Regions from separate parts of the Homo sapiens genome. Here region 2 is linked to region 1. A link is a contact called in ENCODE Hi-C or POLR2A ChIA-PET data. All regions are on one chromosome and are shown on one strand. The core of a region is the stretch at or near the end of the contact, and the rest is flanking DNA. Distances in the headings are between cores, read along the strand shown. Region 1 overlaps FRMD5 (FERM domain containing 5). Region 2 overlaps FRMD5 (FERM domain containing 5).

Region 1 (7,724 bases), core at 2,556-5,055:
GACTTGAACATTTGGATTGTGGTATCTGTGGGGGTTCCTGGAACCAGTCCCCAAGGGGCAACTGTAGTGAGCTTAATAAGAAGAAATTGTGTGGTAAATACTCACCATCCATTTAGTTCTAATGGGCAGTAGTAATTATGGGTTTTCTTGTCGAAGCTAATGAAGGTAAAAAATAGGTCCATTTTTTTAAAGACTAAGTTGAGAACTAATAGAGCTAAAAGCAGTACAGGCATGAAAGGAAAAATGACAAGCTACAAATAAATAGTAGTAAAGTGAACTCTAAACCTTTAAATTCTCAACTCAGTATAAATGACAAAACATGTTACCAAATCTGCATCATTTTTATTGCCACCATTTAAATCTAACTGATGGTTTCCTACAACTAGCACACTAAAAAAAATGAAGAACAGAAATGTATTTCCCACAGTCTGGGAAGTTCAAGATCAGTAAGTTAGCGCCTTGGTCACTCTGCTTCTAGGATGGCACCTTGAATAGCACAGGTGTTTTAAAGAAATTTTGCCTTCCACACCTTTGAAATAATTTGAGCTGGGCACAGTGGCTCACACTTGTAATCTCAGCACTTTGGGAGGCTGAGGCAGGTGTATTACTTGAGCCCATGAGTTAGACACCAGCCTAGGCAACATGGCAAAACCCTGTTTCTACAAAAAATACAAAAATTAGCTGGGCGAGGTGTTGCGCGCTTGTGGTCCCAGCTACTCAAGAGGCTGAGGTGAGAAGATCACTTGAGCCTGGGACATCGAGGCTGCAGTGAGTTGTAACTGTGCCACTGCACTCCAGCCTGGGTGAGACCCTGTCTCAAAAAAAAAAAAAAAAGAAAAGAATTTGAGTGATATAGGCTCTTTACTACCATGTATGGTACTACTATGAAAGTTTTATCAGCATTATTCATGATAGCCAAAAAGTGGAAGTAACCCAAATATCTGTCAGCTGAGAAATGAATAAATAAAGTGTGGTATATCCATATAATGCAATATTGCCAATAAAAAGAAATATATGTTTTCTACATGGATGAGCCTCGAAAACGTTATGTTAAATGAAAGAAACCAATCGAGAAGACTACATATTGTATGATTCCAGTTACAGTCATGTGTCATTACTTAACAACAGGGTATGTTCTGAGAATAGGGTGATTTTGTTGTGTGAACATCATAGAGTGTACACAACCCTAGATGGCATAGCCTACTATATATACTACCCAGGTTATGTGGTATAGCCTATTGCTCTTAGGCTACAAACCTGTATAGCATGTTACTGTACTGAATACTATAGGCAGTTGGGACACAATGGTAAGTATTTGGGTATCTAAACATAAAAAAGTACAGTAAAACATCAAACATCTTTAACGTATGAAACATTAAAAATGGTACACCTATATGGGACACTTACCATGAATAGAGCTTGCAGGACTAGAAGTTGCTCTGGATGAATCAGTGAGTGAGTGGTGAATGAATATGAAGGTCTCAGACATTGATGTACACTACTATGGATTTAATAAACACTGTACACTTAAGCTACACTAAATTTATGTAAAAATTTTTTTCTTCAATAACAAATTAAGCTCAGCTTACTGTAACTTCATGAACTTTTAGAATATTTATACTTTTTGATTCTTTTATAATAACACCTAGCTTAAAATATAAACACATTGCACAGTTGTACAAAAACATTTAAAAATATTCTATAAGCTTTTCGCTATTTAAAATTTATTTTTACTTTTTAAACTTTGTTAAAAACTAAGGCAAACACACATTAACCTGGGCGTACACAAGGTCAGGATCATCATTATCACTGTCTTCAATCTCCATATCTTGTCCCACTGGAAGGTCTTCAGGGGAAATAACACACATGGTTAATGATAAAAAGTATAGTATAATAATACATAAAACAGTAATAGTCATTGCTATTATCAAGTGTTATTTACTGTACATAATTATATGTGCTATGCTTTTATATGACTGGCATTGCAGTAGGTTTGTTTACACCAGCATCATCACAAACATATGAGTAACGCATTACATTATGATGGCTATGACACCACTAGGCAATAAGAATTTTCAGCTTCCTTTTAGTCTTATGGGACCACTGTCATATATGAGATCCATTGTTGACCAAAATGTTGTATGAGCTGCATAACTGCATAGGCAAATCCATGGAGACAGAAAGTAGATTAATGGTTTTCCAAGACTGGGGAAGAAGGAAGTTGGGAAATGGGGAATGATTGCTTGCTAATGGATATGGGAGGATTTCTTTTTGGGGTGATGAAAATGTTCTAAAGTTGATTATGGCAAAGGTCGCACAACCTTATGTATGTACCAAAACCCACTGAATTATACACTTTAAATAGATGAATTGTATGGCATATGAGTTATCCCTCTATAAAGCTGTTTGATCTATCTGTATTTCAACAGTTAGAGTGATAACTTGAATATTGAAAACTTTGAAAATACATGTTGTGAGGGAAGGTAAAACGCCAAAGACTACATTTTACCAGTATATGTCTAATCAAAACTATTCCATAAAACTCCTTCCTAATTTGAATAGAATGATTTTTTCCTTTGAAGGTAAAAATCCTCTATATCTTTTACCATTTTATTAATATTTAATTCCTTCTTCCTTCTTTCTGGAGAAACTTTGGATTCTGACAGAGCTCCTTCTATACTGACCTGACAAGTTCTCAGAGACTGGTACTGTTGCAGCTAATGAGTCAAGTGGACACTCATGCTGGCTGTGTTCCCAAGACTATTCTTACATTAGGGCAAATGGCATGAGGACAATGCATCCAATGTATCAGGCACAAAGAGGTTTTTCTTCCTAATTGACCATGTGTGTCCTCCTTTCTTTGAATAATAGGAGGAAAATCTCCCTACCATGACTTTTGGAATTCCTTCCTTTCCCTCTCCTAGTACCCAAGGTTATGAGTGTAGGCAAGGCTTTTGTTCCAAAGCTGTCATCTCCTTTTATCAATTTCCCCTTTTCATTCCTTTTAGGTCTCCAAGCCTCAGAGCAGAAGGCTGTGACTAGTGAGCCTTTCTGATTTGTTTACTCATTCAGGCACACACAGTGAACAGCTGGGAGTCCAGCCAGTTTTGTTATACTGTTGCTTGTCTAAGTGATTCCCAAGTGAGTCAGTGAGACCTTAGGTCCAACTCTGACCATCCATTTGGTTAGTGGTTTGGGTAGGCTGTGGACTGGGAGGCTTTTTGAACTCTTACATGGTAGCTTTTGAGCCCTTACCCTTTTGTTCTGCAGGCAGAATGAAAGTCTGCTTGGGAACTCCTGAAAAGCCTCCCATCTTCAAACAAACACTATATTTAATTCCAAGCTAGGACAATTTCTTTCTTTCCTTTTCCTATGGAAGAGTAGTCTGTTTGTGAGATCTTCATTTCCATACCCTGATTTCTCCACAGCCCTGTTTCAATTAGCTTTTATTTCCATTGATTTGTCAGATCCGTTTACCAGAAGTACATTCTTAGATTGAGGACCTCCTTCATGCCAAAACCTTCTGTCCTCTTTTGACTTAACTTTATGTGATAATATTCCTGACAACTCCTTCCTTCTCAGAACTCAATCTTTCCTTGAGTGGAACTCAACTGATGCTTGTTGGATTTGACTATATTTTTCACACTGTAGCATCCAGGCTTACTTCTTACCTTTCAGCTGATTCATCTTTGTTTCTTGCATTGAACTACACATTCCTCACATTCTCTAATCAGAGTATTCTCTGAAGGTTCTACATGCCAGTGCATGATCAACTGCATCTGGTTTGTATTTAGACCTTGTGGTCCAGGGGAGTGGATATGTCCAAGAGGTTAAAGGTATGCAAAGAATGGATAATGGTGCCAAGTGGACTGCTTCTGCCATTGAGTGTGATACGGCAGTCACCATAAGAATAAATTACATGGCTTTCAACTAGTCAATAGTCCAAAGCTTTTCAACCCTGCAATACCTTAAGCCAGAGTTTCTAGACTTTGGTAGCGGTTTAAAATAGATTTCTGGAACACCTCCAAATCTGTGATTTAAACTGTCTTAAAGTTGGGCCCAGGAATCTGTGTTTTTGAAAAGCACCCAGGTGTTTCTGATAGAGTTGGTTCAGGCATCATTCTCAGAGGAAACAATGTCATAACCACCTTTCCTTTAGTAACAGGCTCCATCCCTAGAGATTTAGAAAGAACTAAGAGTAATCTGCAAAATATAGTAAAAGTTGCCTAGGACCTGGAATGTATCTACTTGTGAAGTAACAACAGTACTCATCATCTTATGTTTGTTCATCCTCACCTTGGGAACAAGTACATTCATTGTCATTTATAGAAAAGATCCAAAAGAAGCAGGCTTACCAGCTTTCATGATAAGTCTATTTTCACCTTCATAGGAGTTTCAGAATCATCTGTAAGAGGCCTGGAATCCAGAGGCACCCAAGGGAATTAGCAACAAGAAATACATAGTAAGTAGGTTAGTTAATGAGGCTATGGAGTTAGTATTGTTTTACAGTGTTTAAGATACTCTACTATGCCTACATTTTGGGAAAGATGTGTATCTTGTGACATTTGTACTTGATTTGGTTTGATTTCATACCCTGCCTGCTATCCACAAGCTTGCTTTATATTCTTTCTGGGGGAAAGCCCCTCAGAATCATGTGAATAGCTGCCAGGCCACAAAGCTGACTTCTCCACCCTGGCATCACAGAGTGGGAAAGACTAGTTTATTTCCTTCTTTTCTTTTTTCTTTTCTGTTTGTTTGTTGTTTTTTTTTTTGAGATGGAGTATCACTTGGTTGCCCAGGCTGGAGTGCAGTGGCGCGATCTCGGCTCACTGCAACCTCCGCCTCCTGAGTTCAAGGGATTCTCCTGCGTCAGCCTCCCGAGTAGCTGGGACTACAGGCGTGCACCATCACACCCGGCTAATTTTTGTATTTTTAGTAGGGACAGGGTTTTACCATGTTGGCCAGGATGGTCTCGATCTCTTGACCTCGTGATCCACCTGCCTCGGCCTCCCAAAGTGCTGGGATTACAGGCGTGAGCCACTGTGCCTGGCCCCAAGACTAGTTTATTTCTAGCTGCAGGAACTAGTTCCCTTGTTTAGGCCATTTAGTCTAATGAATAAAAAGAATTCAGAAAAACCGGGTTTCTTTCCATACAGCAACTTCTTTGGGAGGTAAAGAAAAAGAATCTTAGTCTCAGAAGTCAAGCTATCTGTGGTTCACATCTGCCTTGGGAGATAGCACCTCCTTGCACTGTGTCTCATTGATGGTTGTCACTTTCTGTTGTTACAAGAGAGCTTGGGTCCCATGTGAGGTCACTAATATTAATAATGTAGAAGTGGTTTTTAGTTCAGAGGAGCAGCTTGTCAACAGCTTGTATTTTTAAATATTGTACTAGGAGGAAGTATACTGTATTCATAGGGTATGTGCTTCTTTATTAGTAATCTTAATGCATTTATGAGCAGTTTGACATACACTAATTATTTATAGTGCTGTGGATTCCATTTGCTGCTAGGTGACAATGTGGAGAGTTGGGATGCAAAACTGTGATTAAGAAGCTATTAGTTGGCCTGGCACGATGGCTCATGCCTGTAATCCCAGCACTTCGGGAGGCCAAGGCGGGTGGATCACCTGAGGTCAGGAGCTCAAGACCAGCCTGGACAACATGGTGAAACCCCCTCTCTACTTAAAAAAAAAAAAAATTTAGCCGGGTGTGGTGGCACATGCCTGTAGTCCCAGCTACTTGAGAGGCTGAGACAGGAGAATCACTTGAACCCGGGAGGTGGAAGCTGCAGTGAGTCGAGATCATGCCACCACACTCCAGCCTGGGCAAGACAAGACCGAAACTCCATCTTAAAAAAAAAAAAAAAAAAAAAGAGAAGAAGAAGCTATTAGATACAGTCAGGATGACTGGATTTCAGCTTTTGTGTGGCTAGACTCAGAGTGTAGGGGGGCTTTCAGAGTGCTTGTTAAATGCTCTGGGTTAAATCAGAAAGAAGGAAAGCTAGCAAAAATTGCTTAATCAGAATAGTTCGGTTGAACTCATACAAGCTTATCTTTTTAGATGTTGTGGAATTCTTTGCAACTCTATAATTAATTCCAGATTGTTCAGATGTATTTCTAGTGCCAGAGATAGTGTTGTGGCTGCCTCCATAGCAAGCCTAAAAGTACCCCAGAGCTGGCCTCTTTATGGTACTTGCAAGTAGAGGATAAAAGATGTATCTTTTTGTATCTTGGATACTGGTGGCCCTTGGCAACAAACAATCTCCATCTCTCTTGAGGGAGTCAGGATGCCAAGCAAATTTTGAGGAACAGATAATAGAATAATGATATGAATCAAAATAGGGGCCAAGAATCCCAAATTCACTTCTTCCTTCCATTCTCCAGAACCCATGATTGCAGTTTCCACATTTTTTTTTCAGTTTTAACAGTCTCCTTTTTCATAATCATATGATGGGAATTCATGTGTGTCAAAGAGATTACTTGGACATTACCACCTCCAAGAGAGGTCATGGTAGATTGTCTTACTGTTGAAAATGTGGTCCATGGATCAGCAGAAGCAGCAGCAGCATTACCTGGGAGTTTGTTAGGATTTCATAATCTCAGGCCCCACTCTAGACCTACTGAATCAGAATCTGTATTTTAACAAGATCCTCAGGTGGTTTGCATGCATGTTAAAGTTTGAGGAGCATTGGTAGAGGGAACTGTGGCTATTTATTTTATTGGTCATGTGCATACTAATTTCCCGACCTCTCTTGATTATTAAAATGACTGTGAACTTACTAGAACTACAACATATTGATGTGAGGGAGGTGTTTATATGTGAAGGTGATTGGCTTCCATGCAGAAACCATGTAACACCCAGCCTGAACAGTTTCTGATGAGGTTGCCCTTAACCTAGGAAACTGAAAGATAATGTTGTCGTGTTTTTGATATATGACTGCTGTCCTGCTCAACTTTATAAACATGTCCAGGAGGTGGGGAGCAGTTTGCTACTCTTCATTTGCAAATCAATTATCTTTATATAAGTAGCAAATAGTCTATTTTAAAAGCTCAAAAGATAATTTTTAAATGAGAATTTGCTTTGCATGAAGTGTGTAGATGTTGGAAAAAGGTGACTTTGTCTAATTATTCTAATATATGAAGTTTAAAGGAATTAAGAGAATGTAAAAAATGGAGGCAGTAAAACGTAGAGTCTTCTTTAAGTCACAACTGTGACAGGGTCTCTTCAAGAGGCATCAGAAGTGACAAATGACCATTGGTGAGGAAATGGTACATTTGCAGTTTGGGTTCATAGTTTTCTAACTCTGTGGATAAAGAAAGACTCAAGGCTCTGACAGAAACTAAGTCATAGATTGCTTTTCTGCTTATGTCTCTCTCTCTCTTTTTTTTTTTTTTTTGAGACAGAGTCTTGCTGTGTCGCCAGGCTGGAGTGCAGTGGCATGATCTCGGCTCACTGCAACCTCTGCCTCCTGAGTTCAAGTGATTCTCCTGCCTCAGCCTCCCAAGTAGCTGGGACTACAGGCATGCACCACCACACCCAGCTAATATTTGTATTTTTAGTAGAGATAGGGTTTCACCATGTTGGTTAGGATGGTCTCGATCTCTTGACCTCGTGATCTGCCCGCCTTGGCCTCCCAAAGTGCTAGGATTACAGGCGTGAGCCACTGCACCCGGCCTTGTATCCCTTTTAGTAGAGAGTATGCTTCCTGTTCATTGAAGAGTCA
Region 2 (7,724 bases), core at 1,375-3,874, 36 kb after region 1:
TTTTGCCTATTTTCTAATTGGATTGTTTGTGTTTTTATTATTGGATTTTGAAAGAGCCTGGGCTTTATAGATATCAATTTCAGCAATGTGCTATTCATTCCTTGACTCTGCCTTCCTGCCTTCCCAATACCTTATTCACAGTAACCCTCACATCTGACTTCTATGATGTGTTGTAGCCTGAGAAAATCATGATTCCATTCTGAATAGATCTGGAACAAAATACAGGTCATCTAAACTTGCTAGCAATCTTTTCAACACAAGATTCACATGTCATAAAATTTGCCTGTTTAAAGTATACAAATCAGTGGGTTTTAGTATTCATAAAGTTGTACAAACATCACCAGTATGTAATTTCAGAACATTTTTATCACTGCAAAAAAGGAATCTCGTACCCATTAGCAGTCACTCTGCACTCTCCCATTTTCCCATTCCCTCAGCCCCTGGAAACCACTAATCTGCTTTCTTTCTCTATCAAATTGCCTATTGTGGACATTTCATATAAACGGAATTCTGCACTAAGTGGCCTTTTGTGTCTGGCTTTTTTCATTTAGCATAATGTTTTAAAGATTCATCCATACTGCAGCATGTATTAATGTTAGTACTTCATTTTTATGGCAAATAATATTCAATTATATGGATATCCCACATTTTCTTTACTCATTCATCAAGTGATAGACATTTAAGTTGCTTCCACTTTTTGGCTATCATGTATAATGCTGCTATGAACATTTGTGCGCAAGTTTGTGTGGCTATATGTTTTCATTTCTCTTGGGTATATAGGAATGAAATTAATTGCTGGGTTATATGGTAACTCTATATTTAACTGTTTGAGAAACTGCCAAACTGTTTCCCAAAATGGCTGAACCATTTTATATTACCACCAGCAATATGTGAGAGTTCCAGTTTCTTTGCACTCTTAGCAACACTTGTTATTTTTTATTATGTCCATTTGTGTTTTTTACTATGACCATCCTGGTAGGTAAGGAATAGTTCACTGTGTTTTTGATTTGCATTTCTTTAATGATAAATGATGTTGAGCATCTTTACATGTGCTTATTGGCCATTTGTATTTACTTGAAGAAATATCTGTTTCAATCTTTGCCTATTTTTAAATTGCATTATTTGGTTTTTCATTGCTGAGTTTTAAGAGTTCTTTGTATATTCTGGGTGCCAGATGATTATCAGATATCAAATTTGCAAATATTTTCTCTCATTCTGTGGGTTGTGTTTTCACTTTTTTGGTAGTGTCTGCTATGGTCTGAATGTTGATATTTCCCTCAAATTTATATATTGGAAATAATCCCCAATGCTGTAGTATTAAGAGTTGGGGCCTTTAGGCGTGATTAGGTCATGAGGGCTCCACCATCATGAATGGGATTAGTATGCCTATAAAAGAGGCTCAAGGGGCTTGTCTCTGCCCTCCACCCTCTGAGGATGCAGCAACACGGCATGATCCATGAGGAACAGGCCCTCACCAGACACCAAATCTGCTGGTGCCTTGATCTTGGACTTCTAGCTTCCAGAACTGTAAGCAATAAATTATACTGTTTATAAACTACTCAGTCTATGGTATTTTGTTATAGCAGCCTAACACTGATTAAGTCAGTGTCCTCTGAAGCACAAAAGTCTTTACATTTTGAATATGACCATTTTAACTATTTTTTATTTGGTTGCATTTACTTTGGTGTCTAAGCAATATTTTAACCAGTACTTTTTTGCTCATGATTATATCCCTCTCAATGTCTTTTCTAAGTACACCTAATTCATGGCACATACCTAGTCTCTCCCCAGTTCTCCATGCAAATGAGCTTGCCTCCTATTCTCTGAGAAAGTTGAGATTATTTGCCATAAATTCTTCAACTTCCTCTGTCTCAATAAGTTTCCATGTATTTTCACTCTTTTCCCTTTTATACTCTCTTTCTTTTGAATTACGGGAATTTTCCTTTTCAAAATGAATACCTCCACCTGGTCCATTCCATCCCTCTTCTTCTTGGACTTTAATTCAGTGATTGATCTTTTTCTCCCCACTAGCATCAATAATATTTTGTTCTCTACTAATCTTTCTTTTCTGCCTTCATACAATCTCAGGTCTTTGTTGCCCCTTTAAGGAAAAGAACTGAGGGGGAGCTTTGCCCAATTTTATTTTTCCTTTAAGCTACCAACCTCTCTGACTCCTTCCCTTTACTTTTAATCTTGAAAGAGCAGTTTCACTTCGTCTAAAATATTGTAGTAACCCTCTCAGTGGCCTCCAACTCCAAAGTCTCCCCTTGGACTCTTCTTACACACTTTCTATCAGATGAATCTTCCCAAAGTAAAGTTCTTATCACCTAACTCTCCTGCCTAAAAACTTTGATGACTCATTTAATATCGAGTTATCTATAGGACCTCCCAGCCTAATATTCAAAGCCCTTCATAACATGTTCTCTCAACTCTGATAGATCTGAACAACTCATTTTTCCGTGAACACCCCCTTGCCACTAGTTTCCTGCGTAATGCCTTTTCCCCAGAATGCCTGTCTTCCTTCAGTTCTTCCTATGGAAATTCTGTGTAAAATTTAAATGCCTTGAAGTCTCTGTTGATCATCTCTTCCCCTTCCACCAGAGGGCGCTCTCCAATCTTTGAATCCCTATCACATCGTAAACGACTGTGTGGCCCTTACTATTTGACCTCGTATTATAGCTTTTGAAAGTAGATTGTGAATTCTGTGAAGGCAGAGACTTACCTATCTGTGGACCTCTCCAGCAGCCACCCAGAGCTAGTAGAGCTAGTAGGTATTTCTTGAATTGATTTATTGAATTGAGTATTTCTTGAATTATTTTGATTTAAATTGAAAACAAGAACCTGGACACCTACATCTGTGGAGAAAAATCTTGAAAAGATAAAGCAGAAAACATGGGGTAGACAGTGGGAGGTGAAACTGAGAAGGTAATTTATGCTTTAGCTTTACAGCAAATCAGAGCACCTGGAGTTGAAAACCTCATTTTTCTGAATGTCAGTTTTGTTTTTGAAAAACAATCAGTGCATAGCATATTTACTCTTTAATCTCAAAACATTAAGAGTAAAAAAAAAGTGGAACTGGTTGAGTAAAATGATATAAAGTCACCTTATCTGACAAACTGTATCATCTGTTTTGAATGAAGGCCCTAGAATTGTTGTGAAGGATGTCATGTTCATCTCCCAATTATGGAGATAAAAAGTAATGAGTGCAGGAACTTTGTAAACTCTAAAGCACTGCATATAAGTTGACCTTTAAAGTTAAAAATATTTCTTACAAAATGTAGGTCAGTTTATATGCTTATTGACTACTGTTAGCTGGTTGGTAGGTGGTAGCAGTCTCTCAGCTGGCTCTTTAAGGATGGGTGGGTCATGAAATCAATATCATGACCAAAATCAATATATTCTCAAGGATAAACCCAGTCCCAAACTTTTATATTAAACTGTCTAAGTCAACCTGTGTACTAGATCGTACTCAACCTCCATCATATGCATAGTGTTATTAACTCTGTTGAGTGTTCAAATGACACTAAATCGATTAAATATTTACCTGTTTGGGTTGGGTGACTTAAAGTGATTTTGTTTTATTAACTTTCAGGTCTTAATAGGAAAATGATACTCTTCATTATTTTTCCTTCCTTCATTACCCCTTCCTTTTGGGCTTTTTGAATTGATTTCTAAATTGTAAGTTCTTGAAAGCTGAGAAACTGTGCCATATATTTTTGTAAACCCTAGTCCTACCAGGACCTCTTTACCATTATAATTATTCAGTAGTACCAATAGTGATAATCCTTAATATTTATTGAGTGCTTACTAAGGGGTAGACACTATACTAAGTACTGTATATTCATTATTTCGTTTAATTCTCATAGCAACTTTGTGAGTTATTTCAAAGGAAGAAATGGGACTTAAATAATTTGCCCAAGGTCACACATTGCATAGGTGGCTGAGCCAAGATTGGAACCCAGGTGGTCTGACTCCAGAGCCTGTGCTCTTAACCGCTACACTATCTTCTTTAATAAATGTCTATTCTCAGTGATGCTAGTTAGAACCAAGCTGTGTGCATGGCATATGTGCAGTGACATCCTGTCTATGTTTTTATTGTGTAATATACCCATGATACTGTGAGCCCACAGCTGGTGTCCATTAATGATAATGGTGTGGGAATTCAAAAATAATTTCCAGAGCATCTTGAGTACAAGACATAATTTTCATTTTTCAGTGATCTTTAAATTCTGGGACTTAAAAGGGACTTGTTATTTGGTTACCCAAAATAGTTTTCTTCCTTTTCTGAAAGTTGGATTTGAAATGGAGGTAATATAAGACTACAGTGTGCTTTCTGATATTATTTCAGTAGGATTTTTTCACTTTTATTTTTTCTAAGCTCCTCTAAAGGGGGAGGTAGAGGCAATGTGTTTTGTTTTGTTTTGTTTTTTTGAGACAGAGTTCACTCTTGTCGCCCAAGATGGAGTGCAATGACGAGATCTCGGCTCATCACACCCTCCGCATCCCGAGTTCAAGCAATTCTCCTGCCTCAGCCTCCAGAGTACCTGGATTACAGGCATGCGCCACCACGCCCAGCTAATTTTGTATTTTTAGTAGGGACGGGGTTTCTCAATGTTGGTCAGGCTGGTCTTGAACTCCTGACCTCAGCTGATCCACCCACCTCGTCTTCCCAAAGTGCTAGAATTACAGGCATGAGTTTTACTGCACGTAGCCTGTTTCACTACCTTCTTGATGTCATTATATTTGCCAGGTTTCTCTAGATAGCAGATCAGATCCATGACTGACAGACACAGTGGTGGTGGGAGACATGGAAGATCATGCCAGTGACCTTCCTGTTCAGCTCAGGGATGACCTTACCCACAGCCTTGTCAGTGCCAGTAGATGCAAGCATGATGTTCTGGAAAATTCCACAGCCATTGTGCCATAGTTTCCCAGAGGGGCCATCCACAGTCTTCTGGGTGTCCGTGATGGCATGGACTGTGGTCATGAATTCTTCCATGATGCCAGAATTGTCATGGATGACCTTGGCCAGGGGAACTGAGCAATTGGTGGTACAGGAGGCATTACTGACAATCTTGAGGCCGTTTTTGTACTTCTCATGGTTCACACCCATTACAAACATGGGGACGTCGACAGAGGGGGCAGAGATGATGACCTTTTTGGTTCCCCCGTCTAAATGAGTCCCAGCCTTCTTCATGGTAGTGAAGACACCAGTGGACTCCATGATGTAATTAGTGCCAGCATCACCCCATTTGATTTTGGTGGGATCTCTCTCTTGGAAGATGATGATGGCATTTCCATTGATGACAAGTTTCCCATTCTCAGGCTTGATGATGCTGTGGAACTTGCTATGGGTGGAATCATACTAGAACATGTAGACCATGTAGTTGAGGTCAACAAAGGGATCATTGATGGCAACAATATCCACTTTGCCAGAGTTAAAAGCAGCCCTGGTGACCAGGTGACCAGTACAACTAAATTCATTTACCCTGGCCTTCACCTTCACCATGGTGTCCCAGGGGTGCAGCTGGCCCTGCACAAGAAGATGCTGTTGTCAAACGGGAGGAGCAGAAAGCCTAATTTTCAAAATATTTATTTGAAAAATTGTTTTATACATTGGTGGACTTTAGACTGTTTTATATTAAAATACATAAATACATGAATAAATTTATGCTAATAAATTTGACAACTGAAATGACATTTCTTGAGAGACATAAACAACCAAAGCTCACCCAGGAAGAAAAAGATAACTGGAGTAGTCCTATGTCTTTTAAAGAAATTTAATTAATGGTTTAAAATCTCAAAACCAAAAATAAAACTGTATTCCTAGATAGATTTACTTATACGTTGTACTAGTTCTATACAAACTCTTCCTAGCTGGCTTTTTTAAAAAAGAAGCTGACAAACTGAAATCATGTGGAAATGGAAAGAACGTAGAATAGCCAAAACAATTTTGAAAAAGAAAAGGCTGGAGATTTCACTGTCATTGATTTTAAGTTTAAAGCACCAGTAATCAAAATTGTATGGTTTAGGCTTAAGGATAGATATATTCATCAGTGAAACAGAATAGAGAGTCCAGAAATGGACCCACATATATACAGTCAATTGATTTTTTTTAACAAAGGTACCAAGGAAAAATTGGATATCCTTGTGCAATAACCTCAACCTTTATCATACTCCTTATACAAAAAAAATTACAGTAGTCCCTCTGTATCTGGGGGGGATTGGTTCCAGGACCCATTGAGGATACCAAAATCCCTTATATAAATGGTATAGTATTTGCATGTAACCTATGTACATTCTCCCATATACTTTTTTTTTTTTTTTTTTGAGACAGAGTCTCACTCTGTTGCCCAGGCTGGGGTACAGTGGTGCAATCTTAGCTCACTGCAGCCTCTGCCTCCCAGGTTCAAGCAGTTCTCTGCCTCAGCTTCCCGAGTAGCTGGGATTATAGGCACCCACCACCATGCCTGGCTAATTTTTGTATTTTTAGTAGAGACGGGGTTTCACCATGTTGGCCAGGCTGGTTTCGAACTCTTGGTCTCAAGTGATCCGCCTGCCTTGGTCTCCTAAAGTGCTGGGATTACAGGCATGAGCCACAGCGCCCAGCCTGTAGCTACTAACTTTTGAAGTAATACTGATACTTCTTCAGAAAGACCGTGTCTTCTAGTTTTAATATTGGAAGTAACATCTCTGTGGTCCCCATGGTGGATACAGTATTTTGTGTGGTATACATATTCATAATCAACTTACTTGAGAAGGAAATTTGGGACTTAAATTTTTATAAACATGAACTTTTTAAAGTTTATTGCTGCCAAAAATGTTTATTGCAAAGTAAAAAGGCATCACCACACAAGAAAATAAAGTCTTTATTTACATCAGGAAAATAAATGACAAAATCACTGTGAAAGAGTATACAGACTACTATCTAAATATGTTGCAGCAAGGCTGTTCAGATTGTATTTCCTGCACTTGTATCTAACCTACAATTTCTCACATTTCCCACTGACCTCACTATCTGGAAGCCTAGCAGCTTTGTGCATCTCACAAAAGACATGGTCAGGAAGAATGAACTGTCCCTAGCCACTCATGTACCTGTACACTTCATTTGTTCAGCAAGCATGTGCATGCCATCTTTGAAAGAGAAGTATTACGTCCGGTATCAGAAAATGGTGGGGGAAAGTGATTGCTGGCCGTATTTCAGATTTAACACCATATGGGAAATGTTAATGCATCTCGCCATTAGAAAAGACCATGACAAAGGCTGGAAATTTAAAGCAAAGATCCTGCAACATTCATAACCACCCACCCCAGCTTATTTTAATGCAACGAGTAATAATAGTTTTTGAAAAGTTAACATTCTGATTCAAATGTCAAATGTCAAACTTTATGGACTTCCCTGACAGCAGCAGGTAAATTGGACTGGCATAACAAACTGGGATGAGTAGTTACACATTTATGGCCTATATCAGAAGCTCTAAACAATTCAAAGCATAAAGGGTAATGATAATAGTCCAGCCAAAGGGCCAGACTAATAGTGAGAGACCACTGGCCGCCCTTTATTGCTAAAAAGCAGTAATCTTGGTGAAGCTTGGGAGAACCCTACACTTTTCTTTAGGACTGAGGCTGTGAGAGCATCCATGGACATTACAGTTTGTCTACTTTAAGCCCAGACTGAAACCATAATCTCTCCCAAATGCATTGAGACTTGTCCCTGAAATCTG

The links. A loop is a pair of places that touch in the nucleus more often than their neighbours do. ChIA-PET counts read pairs that join two places held with the same protein, here RNA polymerase II (POLR2A). Pooled maps may share reads with other maps.
Region 2: a map of PC-3 shows a loop between it and region 1 (2.7-fold over the local background). The contact joins two enhancer-like sites. A Hi-C loop is called at or near these places in 3 of 168 maps with a recorded cell type or tissue (MCF 10A, PC-3 and mammary epithelial cell) and 1 of 50 pooled maps. POLR2A ChIA-PET finds 5 or more read pairs at or near these places in 6 of 52 experiments (AG04450, MCF 10A, OCI-LY7 and 3 more).

What each region holds. Positions count from the first base shown.
Region 1 is chr15:44,098,197-44,105,920 of GRCh38, reverse strand. All of the region lies in intron 1 of FRMD5 (FERM domain containing 5), which reads left to right. Among named protein-coding and RNA genes, the nearest start is that of FRMD5, 93 kb to the left of the region's middle. Within about 2 kb of position 3,805, at least 10 of the 41 ENCODE cell types and tissues checked have a DNase peak (open chromatin) inside an H3K27ac peak, as active enhancers do; they include mammary epithelial cell, where a contact is called at or near this core.
Region 2 is chr15:44,061,296-44,069,019 of GRCh38, reverse strand. The region is part of intron 1 of FRMD5 (FERM domain containing 5); the gene reads left to right. It also overlaps the pseudogene GAPDHP55. Among named protein-coding and RNA genes, the nearest start is that of FRMD5, 130 kb to the left of the region's middle. RefSeq lists a silencer at 2,495-2,789. Within about 2 kb of position 2,624, at least 2 of the 41 ENCODE cell types and tissues checked have a DNase peak (open chromatin) inside an H3K27ac peak, as active enhancers do; they include mammary epithelial cell, where a contact is called at or near this core.